Regions from separate parts of the Homo sapiens genome. Here region 1 is linked to region 2. Evidence: chromatin contacts called from ENCODE Hi-C or POLR2A ChIA-PET data. All regions are on one chromosome and are shown on one strand. The core of a region is the stretch at or near the end of the contact, and the rest is flanking DNA. Distances in the headings are between cores, read along the strand shown. Region 1 has its middle 39 kb from the start of GZMK. Region 2 has its middle 93 kb from the start of SNX18.

Region 1 (3,900 bases), core at 1,345-3,844, 450 kb before region 2:
AGTAGATTAGAAGCTATGAGGGGCTAGAGAGAGAGGGGAACGAGGAGTTGTTGTTTAATGATTACAGAGTTTCTGTTTAGGGTGATGAAAAAATTTTAGAAATACATAGTAGTGATGGTTGCATAACATTGTGAATATAATTAATGCCACTGAATTATACAATTAAAAATGGTTAAAATGGCAAAGTTCGCTACCTACATTTACAAAAATTTTTCAAATTAATAATGTAATATACCCGAAATCATTGAACTGTACATTTTAAATGGTAAATTCTATGGTATGGAAATTATATCTCAATAAAGTGGTTAATAAAAAAGAAATGAGGGGACTGTGCAAGTGATCATGAGAGGCGCAGAATAGTGAGAGGCAGTGAGTGGCCTCGTGGGATGACATGAGATGCAGACCTTCCATTGGGCTGGGGAGCAGGGGTGGGCAGAATGGTCTAGCAGCTTCATTACGTAGAAAACCCACCACATAGAAACCTCCAGTCCTAGACCACATCTAACTGACCAAATTGCAACCAGAAAGATTTGGTGGGAACCCCATAAAAGTCTGTTCTCATGACAAAGTTCATTCTAAGTCCACAGGTCAGAAAATCAAGCAAGTTGCAATTACCTTTCTCCCACCCACCCCACTTCAGGGAAATCCTGTTCCTACACATCCTTCACCAGATGCAGGGTGTAGGGCTGCCCCTGTCCTGCACCAAAAGAATCAGACTCAGATATGACTCTGATGTTAGAATTATCAGAAAGAAAATTTAAGTAGTAATGATTAATATATTAAAGTGTCCAGTGCAAAAGGGGGATAGCATGGATGAACATATAAGGGTATTGACAGAGAGATGGAGACCATAAAAAGGGACCAAATGGAAATGCTGGAGATGAAAAACACAGTGAAAGACTAATAACTTTGTTATTCTCAGTAGCAGACGTGACTGTGCTGAGGAAGTAGGGTACTTGAAGACAAGTCAGTAGAAATTGCCCCAACTGAAGCACAAAGGAAAAAAAGTGAAAACCAAGACAAAACAAAAATAAACTCAGAGCAGACTATCCAAGAGCTGTGGGACAATATCAAACTAACAGTGATGTAATTGGAATCCCAGTCAGAAAACAGGCAAGGAGACTGAAGAATATTTGAAGAGATGACGAATAGAGTGAACATTTTATCCACAGTGAAGGAATGAAAGGCTTTGCACTCTTTGTTAACCTGGGCCTACATTTGCAGTCTGATTCTTTGTTTCATTAATCTGATCTACTTGGACAAACTTACCTTTCTAATTCAAGTTTTAGAACATGATATATTCATTTATTCCATTTAAAATACATATGAAGTATCTAGTTACTTTCTGAATTGATTGTATGGTCTAAATGAGGACCAGACTAGCTAGTCTCTAGTGCTGCGGTCAGGGAAAAGAGTAGGACTTTAGAAAGAAGATAGCCATGGCTCTAAATTCTGGCCCTGCTGTTTAATGTCTATGTCATATCTGAGCACAGCAGTACCTAGTTTATGAGGCTGTTGAGAGGATTACGGTAAAGTAATTGTTCTGACTGTGAAATACTTGGTTTGGAGTGGTCCCAGGCCTTCCCACGTTTCCTTCCTGTTTTCCAGGTGATGATGAACTGGTTGTCAGGGTAGAGAGGTACTAAGGTAAAGTGTTGCATGGCACATAGTTGGCACTCAGCAAATGTCAGTGCACCTCCTATACCCTAACTAAACCTGGACTCACCCCCAAATCATAATTGTTGCCAGATGCATCCCCGAGGGCAAAGCTGATTTCCTCTTTGTTATGATTGACGTGGGGGATGGATGGAGCCAGAAGAGAGAAGGTCTCCAAGTGAGTCAGAGCCTGGATGGGCTATGCTGCCTGTCTCATTTCCCAGGAATTACAGACTTTGTCATCCTTCCTTCTAGCTTCTCTCAGCACCTAGAGACCCAGGGTTTTAGCCCAAAGCAACATATGAGGCAGTACCTGCCCCGTCAGAGGGGATAGTGCTCTCTTCTAATTTCTCTGCCCCCAAACAGCCACATGCCTGTTTGATTTTCTGTGAACACACATACAAAAGATTATAGTATAAGACATTTATAAATTGACCTTTCAAAAGTAGTTGAATTGGCAAAATTTGATAGTTAACTGGTGATAGGGGCTGACAGATATGGAAAGGTTTCTACATTATTCTCTGTACTTTTGGAGTCCTTGGTGGCTTACCTGTGCTGTCTATATTAATTGTACCTTTGACAGGAGAGTGACCTTATAATATATTAATATATTCTTGCCATTCATTTTAGAGAGATGATTAAACTTGACCAGTTCACCAAATATCCTGTATCAACATTCTGACAGGATTTGACTAATTACAGTGAATTACAATGTAAAAAGATATCCAGCCTAGAGTATTTTAAATGTTTATTCTGCATTTATTTGGACTTTTTGGAGTTATTTTATTGATAGTATATGGGACAGGTGAGTTTTTTTTTGGTCTGAGTGAACTTGAGAAGCATATAGGCATATTTGACTTTTTATAGTGTTTACAGAGAGCAATACAGCCACAGTGTTTGTGGTTATGTACTGAACCACTTGAAAGCACAGCTGTTGGGCAGAGTGGTAGCTCGCTAGCTGTTTGAGTTAGATACACCACATCTTACTATAATAAATAGTAAATATTTAGAGGCTAAAAACCATATCTTACATTATGGGAGAATAGAATAGAACTAATTATTGGGACTTCTGGGGGCTCTTGGCAATTTGGATTAGTTTTTGCTTTGTCCACCAGATCACTTCATTAAAAACGATGTAAGTACTTCTCAAGGAAGGTATTTAAGGGTAAGTGGATAATAAGAACTATTTATTTTCTTAATTGGCATCTAAAGAGGGATGCAGGGGAGTCCCAGGGTGCCCTGGGCGGCAGGATGGGATGCGGGGTGTGGTGGGATGTGGGTTGCGGTGTTGGGGAATGGAGCGGGTGAGAGCGTGTGCATATGCATGTGTGCAGGATGCTGACCGAATGTGAAAGTGAAGGCTCGATTCAGATGTCTTCAGCTAAAATAAAACATTTCAACTAAGCTGATAAAATCATGAATGAGGTATTCATGAGGAGATGTTAGTGTAGAAAAATCTCCAGAGTGGCACTTTTTAAAGAGTAAAGATGGAACAGTATTTATCATGTAGCTTGCCCAGCAGGTTTATGTTGGAGCTGGGATTAGGACCCAGGTAATTGGCACTTCTTGCCTGATGCCCCAAGACACTTCCCGATCAAGTTCATGGCATTGTACCAGGTATTAGGGGATGGTGGTACAATTCCAGTCTCTTGCCCTCTGGGAGATTATAGTCATGTAATATGCAGCTAGACCAGTGTTTTCTTTCTTTCTTTTTTTTTTTTGAGAGGAAACTTGCCCACCTCATTGAATCTTCTGTGGAAAACTAAAATATAAAATAGATGAAAGTCAGAGCTGCTCTGACTATGTGTGTATACATGTGGGGGTCCCAAGTCTTACCACCCCAGCCTCCTCCTCATAGCTCCTTCTCCTTCTTGGGTGATAGGGCTCTAGGGAACAGCTGGGAAGTTTGTGATCTATCCTCAGGCTCCTATGTTGGAAGGGACTGTGAGGCACAGGGATGGGAATGTGCAGAGAGAGGGCTCTGTGGGGCTTATTGCCTGCCTGGTGTTTCCACCGGGCAGGGGTTTGATGAAGATGACATGTCCTCCCAGTGCAGCATCTATTTCCTTCAGTGACGGGGGAGCAGGGGTATTAGAATAACTAATGGTGGCACAGCTTTTTTCCAGGCTTGTTGGACTTTTCTTGTAGAATTTCATTTATTTATTCATTGGTTTAATTATTTATTCATTAATTTGTGAGATATTTACTGAGTTCTTGTTCTGAGACAGATGCTGAACTAACATA
Region 2 (4,427 bases), core at 809-3,308:
AGTGGAGAAGGAAAAGGGACCTATGGCTGCAGCTTTGGAAAACAGATCAGCTGCACCATGCCTTGTTGCCTTCAAATTAAGTGGACAGTGTTTTGTTTTTTCTAGTGTTTATGACAAACGTAAGCCCCAGTGCGTATGCCGATAAAATCCAAGTTTAAAAATCCCACCCTCAGCCAGGCACGGTGGCTCACGCCTGTAATCCCAGCACTTTGGGAGGCCGAGACCGGCAGATCATGAAGTCAGGAGTTCGAGACCAGCCTGGCCAACATGGTGAAACACTCTCTCCACTAAAAATACACACAAAAAAAGTAGCCGGGTGTGGTGGCACGCACCTGTAGTCCCAGCTACTCTGGAGGCTGAGGCAAGAGAACCGCTTGAACCCGGGAGGCAGAGGTTGCAGTGAGCCAAGACCACGACATTGTACTCCCACCTGGGTGACAAAGTGAGACTCCATCTCAAAAAAAAAAAATAAAAAAAAATTCCCACCCTCTAAGAGGAAAATTGGAAAGAATCTACTCTTTAATTGCTCCTCTGCCAAAGCAATAACTTGAATGGTCCTTATTAGGAATAGCTCATTACTAACAATAATATTAACTATTATAACAACAAGTTATCGCTTGATCCCAGGAGTTCAAGATCAGTCTGGGCAATATAGTGAGACATCATCTCTACATTAAAGAATTTAAAAATTAGCCAGGCATGGTGAAGCACACTTGTAGTCCTAGCTACTTGGGAATCTGAGGCGGGAGGATCGCTTGAGTCCAGGAGTTTGAGGTTACAGTGAGTTATGATTGTGCTACTGCACTCCAGCCTGGAGTACAGAACAAGACCCTGTCTCTAATTAAAAAAAAAGAAGAAGAAGAAGAAGAAGAAAATTCCAGAATTCACAATGTGTTGCTCCAGGCACCCTGCCTCACCCCAACACTGTAAACATCCCCCCTCAAACCAGTCAAGTTGCTTCCCCATCATTTCCAGCCCCCACCCCCACTTCTCCTTTCTTTTACCAGATAAAGGCTTATGTGAGTGGCGTTTATGCTTTCAGGAATAAGCTAAAGTAGGTATAGACTGAAACCTCTTGGAAATATCTGGGGTTACCATTCCAGGCAAGTGAAAGACAAACTAGGAATCAGTAGACACGATTTCCTAGCTGGCATCCTCTTCTTCCTCCCCTTAAGTTGTTCCTGGAGAGGAAAATAATTTCTAGAACGTCATTCCAGACACCATTAGTCAGCAGGAGAATGGAATCTAGAAGGGGACCTGGAGGACAACAGAGAGCAGACTACCCTGGGACCCGCAGGGTGAAGTAGGAAACAAAGGCCCAAGGGATTTTTTTTTGACTGTAGAGTCAAAGTCATGTTCAGGAGACAGGGCATGGTGATTCTCTCTCTGGGTGGGGAAAGGACCATCTTGGGCATGCTTCCTACTGGGGCGGGTGAGGCCAGCAGGCTTAGGGCTACCTTGAAGATGTTCAAGAGACAGCAGAATGATCTTAAAAACCAGAAGGAAGTGATATGTTTAAAATATATCTCTCAGGGAAATGCGTCTATCTTATCAAGGGACTAGCAGCAGCCTGAGACTGACAGACTCCTCAGCAGGTCAAGCTCAGCACCTGGAAAGTAAGCAAAGATTATGGGGCAAACACCCATAAGGAGGAGATTTTTAAAAAGCAGAGGTTGAATGAACTGAATTTACATAGGATGATCCTTAAATATTCAGTCTGTTCTGTTCTGGATTAGGGTAGAGGGTGACCATAGAAATCAACCAAAACATTTGTAAACGTAGCCAATAGATGATTCTGTATTTTCCTAAAGAATCAGACAATGTTAGGGAAATTTGGATGTCTGATTAAGGGTAACTTCTCAAGGACTAATGTCAGGCTACTAACTGACTGTGCTCTTAACGAGCTTGTATCTATATGTTCCCCTCAGCCAGGGCTGCAACAAGGGTTAACCCCCTCCCTGTTACACCCTCCTAATTACTTCAACACCACAACAGGATGTGAAAGTATCTCAGGGACCACATTCTTCTGCTGGCAGAGGAAGAGCTGACTAATAAACATTCGTGGTTATTTAACACACTCCAACAAATAACACACCAAAGCAATAACATTATGCAAATAATCTCTTTGGTTATTTGCCTGATCAGGTTATTTGCCTGATTATTTGCAAAAGAAAATATGGCCAAGAGGGGAAGCATCTGAATCTCCAATCTTGGCTGAGCGGAAAACTCTGCTTGTAAATCACTCTCCATCTGCCCTGCAGAGTGGCCAGCCCAGGATGCTGTGTAGGGGTGGATTCAAGTCTCACCATAGTTACAGAAATCACTTGCTTAAGCTTCTGCTAACTGCTCCCAACCTCCATTCCTTTGTGTGTAAAGTCGGAGCAATGTAGCGACATGTTCAGTGGTGTGAGGTTTGGTAAACCACGGAGTGCTATACACACATTAGACTGAAGCTCTTGACAGATGTGACACAAGGGTGGTGTCACATCATTCAGATACCTACCTAAGTCATACTGTATTACTGTGTGTGTTAGTCTGTTCTTGCATTGCTATAAGGAAATACCTGAGACTGGGTAATTTATAAAGAAAAGAGGTTTCATTTGCTCACGGTTCTGCAGGTTATACAGGAAGCATGGTGCTGGCATCTGCTCAGCTTCTGGGAAGCCTCATGAAGCTTACAGTCATGGAGGAAGGCGAAGGGAAAGCAGGCATGTCACATGGTGAAAGTAGGAGTAAGGAAGACAGAGAGAGAGAGGAGGGGAGGTGCCACACACTTTTAAATGACCAGATCTCACGAGAATTCACTCACTATTCCAAGGACAGTACCAAGCAGATGATGCTAAACCATTCATGTGAAATCTACTCCCATGATCCAATCACCTCCCACCACGCTCCACCTCCCACCACGCTCCACCTCCAATGTGGGGGATTACATTTCAATATGAGATTTGGGCAGGGACAAACATCCAAACTATATCACCACGGCATGGCAATTTATTGACATATTGGCTCACGTTTGTCTTCCCTATACTTCTTTCTTTTCAATTTCAAGGAGGTAGCCAAATCCTTGGCATTTTTTTTATCTCAGCCCTTTTGCAGGGTGGGACAAATAGAAGGATTTGAGGCTTTTTCAGTTTTTTATGAAAATTAAGCTTTAGGGGGCTGAGGTGGGAGATCACTTGAGGCCAGAAGTTGGAGGCCAGCCTGAGCAACATAGCAAGACTCTGACTCTAAAAATAAGATATTATAAATAAATAAGTAAATAAATAGAAAATGAATACCATCATAGAGATTGCGGATGACGTCCCCAAGGAGAGATAAGATGTGTTTTGGGGACAACAAGAAAGGAAGAGAGATTTTCTTCAGGTGTTAGAAAGCCAAAAGAGAAGGATAAATCATAACCAAGAATGTGGCAGTACCCCCTAGGCTGTACTGCCCACCTCAATAGTTAATATCCATGTGTGGTTTTAAAGTTCTAAATTAATTAAAATTAAATATAATTAAAAATTCAGCTCCTCGGTGGCACTAGCTGCATTTTAAGTGCTCTATAGCCTCATATGTCTAGTGGCTACCATACTGGACAGAGTAGTTATGGAACATTTCCATCATTGCAGAAATTTCTACTGGACTGTGAGAAGGTGTCAAGACCTCAGAGGCTGTGAGGAAACATGGGAGATTAGATGCTCCCAACCTCATCACAGAGTCCTATGCACTAAGAACGGGGAATTAGCAGCTGAGCTGCCCAGCATGAGATATACAGGTTGGGACAATGGACTGGTGCTTTAGTGGAAAACAGTGTGGACCCACAGCTGTAAACTAGAGTGACAGTCTTCCCTGTGCCAGAGTGTTTAATAAGACCTAATGACCTTTACACACTTTGGAGGGCAGGGAGAGACACCAAGGGCTGAGTGTGAATTTCCCACCAGCCTAGGAGGATGGGTACTCAGATGATTTAAAGAAAATAAAGTGATGCACACTTGAATATAGGGAACTAAGATTAATACCTGCTACAGTCGTACACAACTATGCATACACATATACACCCCCACACAGACACACCAGTCATCCTTCCTTCTTCAACTGTTTATTTCAACACTGATTTCATAACACTATTTAAACAGCTCAGGCTATCTCCATATCCCAGTAAGTACTTGTCAGTACACAAACAGGTCACAATCCATTATTTAAAAAGCATGGCGGCTGGGTGTGGTGCCTTATGCCTGTAATTCCAGCACTTTGGGAGGCCAAGGTGGGAGGATTACTTGAGCCCAGGAGTTCAAGACCAGCTTGGGCAACATAGTGAGATCCCATTTCTATTTTTAAATAAGAAAACTTTAAAAATAATACAATAAAATAAAAAATAAAAAGCACAGTTCATATTAGAAAATGGGCAAAAGACATGAAGAGACATTTCACCAAAGAGGCTA

Evidence for each region. Hi-C counts contacts between places; a loop is a spot of excess contacts on that map. ChIA-PET counts read pairs that join two places held with the same protein, here RNA polymerase II (POLR2A). Pooled maps may share reads with other maps.
Region 1: a pooled map shows a loop between it and region 2 (7-fold over the local background). The contact joins two enhancer-like sites. A Hi-C loop is called at or near these places in 4 of 50 pooled maps. POLR2A ChIA-PET finds 5 or more read pairs at or near these places in 2 of 52 experiments (H1 and activated naive CD4-positive, alpha-beta T cell).

The regions. Positions count from the first base shown.
Region 1 is chr5:55,061,290-55,065,189 of GRCh38, reverse strand. No RefSeq gene overlaps it. Among named protein-coding and RNA genes, the nearest start is that of GZMK, 39 kb to the right of the region's middle. Within about 2 kb of position 2,594, at least 3 of the 41 ENCODE cell types and tissues checked have a DNase peak (open chromatin) inside an H3K27ac peak, as active enhancers do.
Region 2 is chr5:54,608,307-54,612,733 of GRCh38, reverse strand. It overlaps a transcript of SNX18 not described here. Among named protein-coding and RNA genes, the nearest start is that of SNX18, 93 kb to the right of the region's middle. Within about 2 kb of position 2,058, at least 5 of the 41 ENCODE cell types and tissues checked have a DNase peak (open chromatin) inside an H3K27ac peak, as active enhancers do.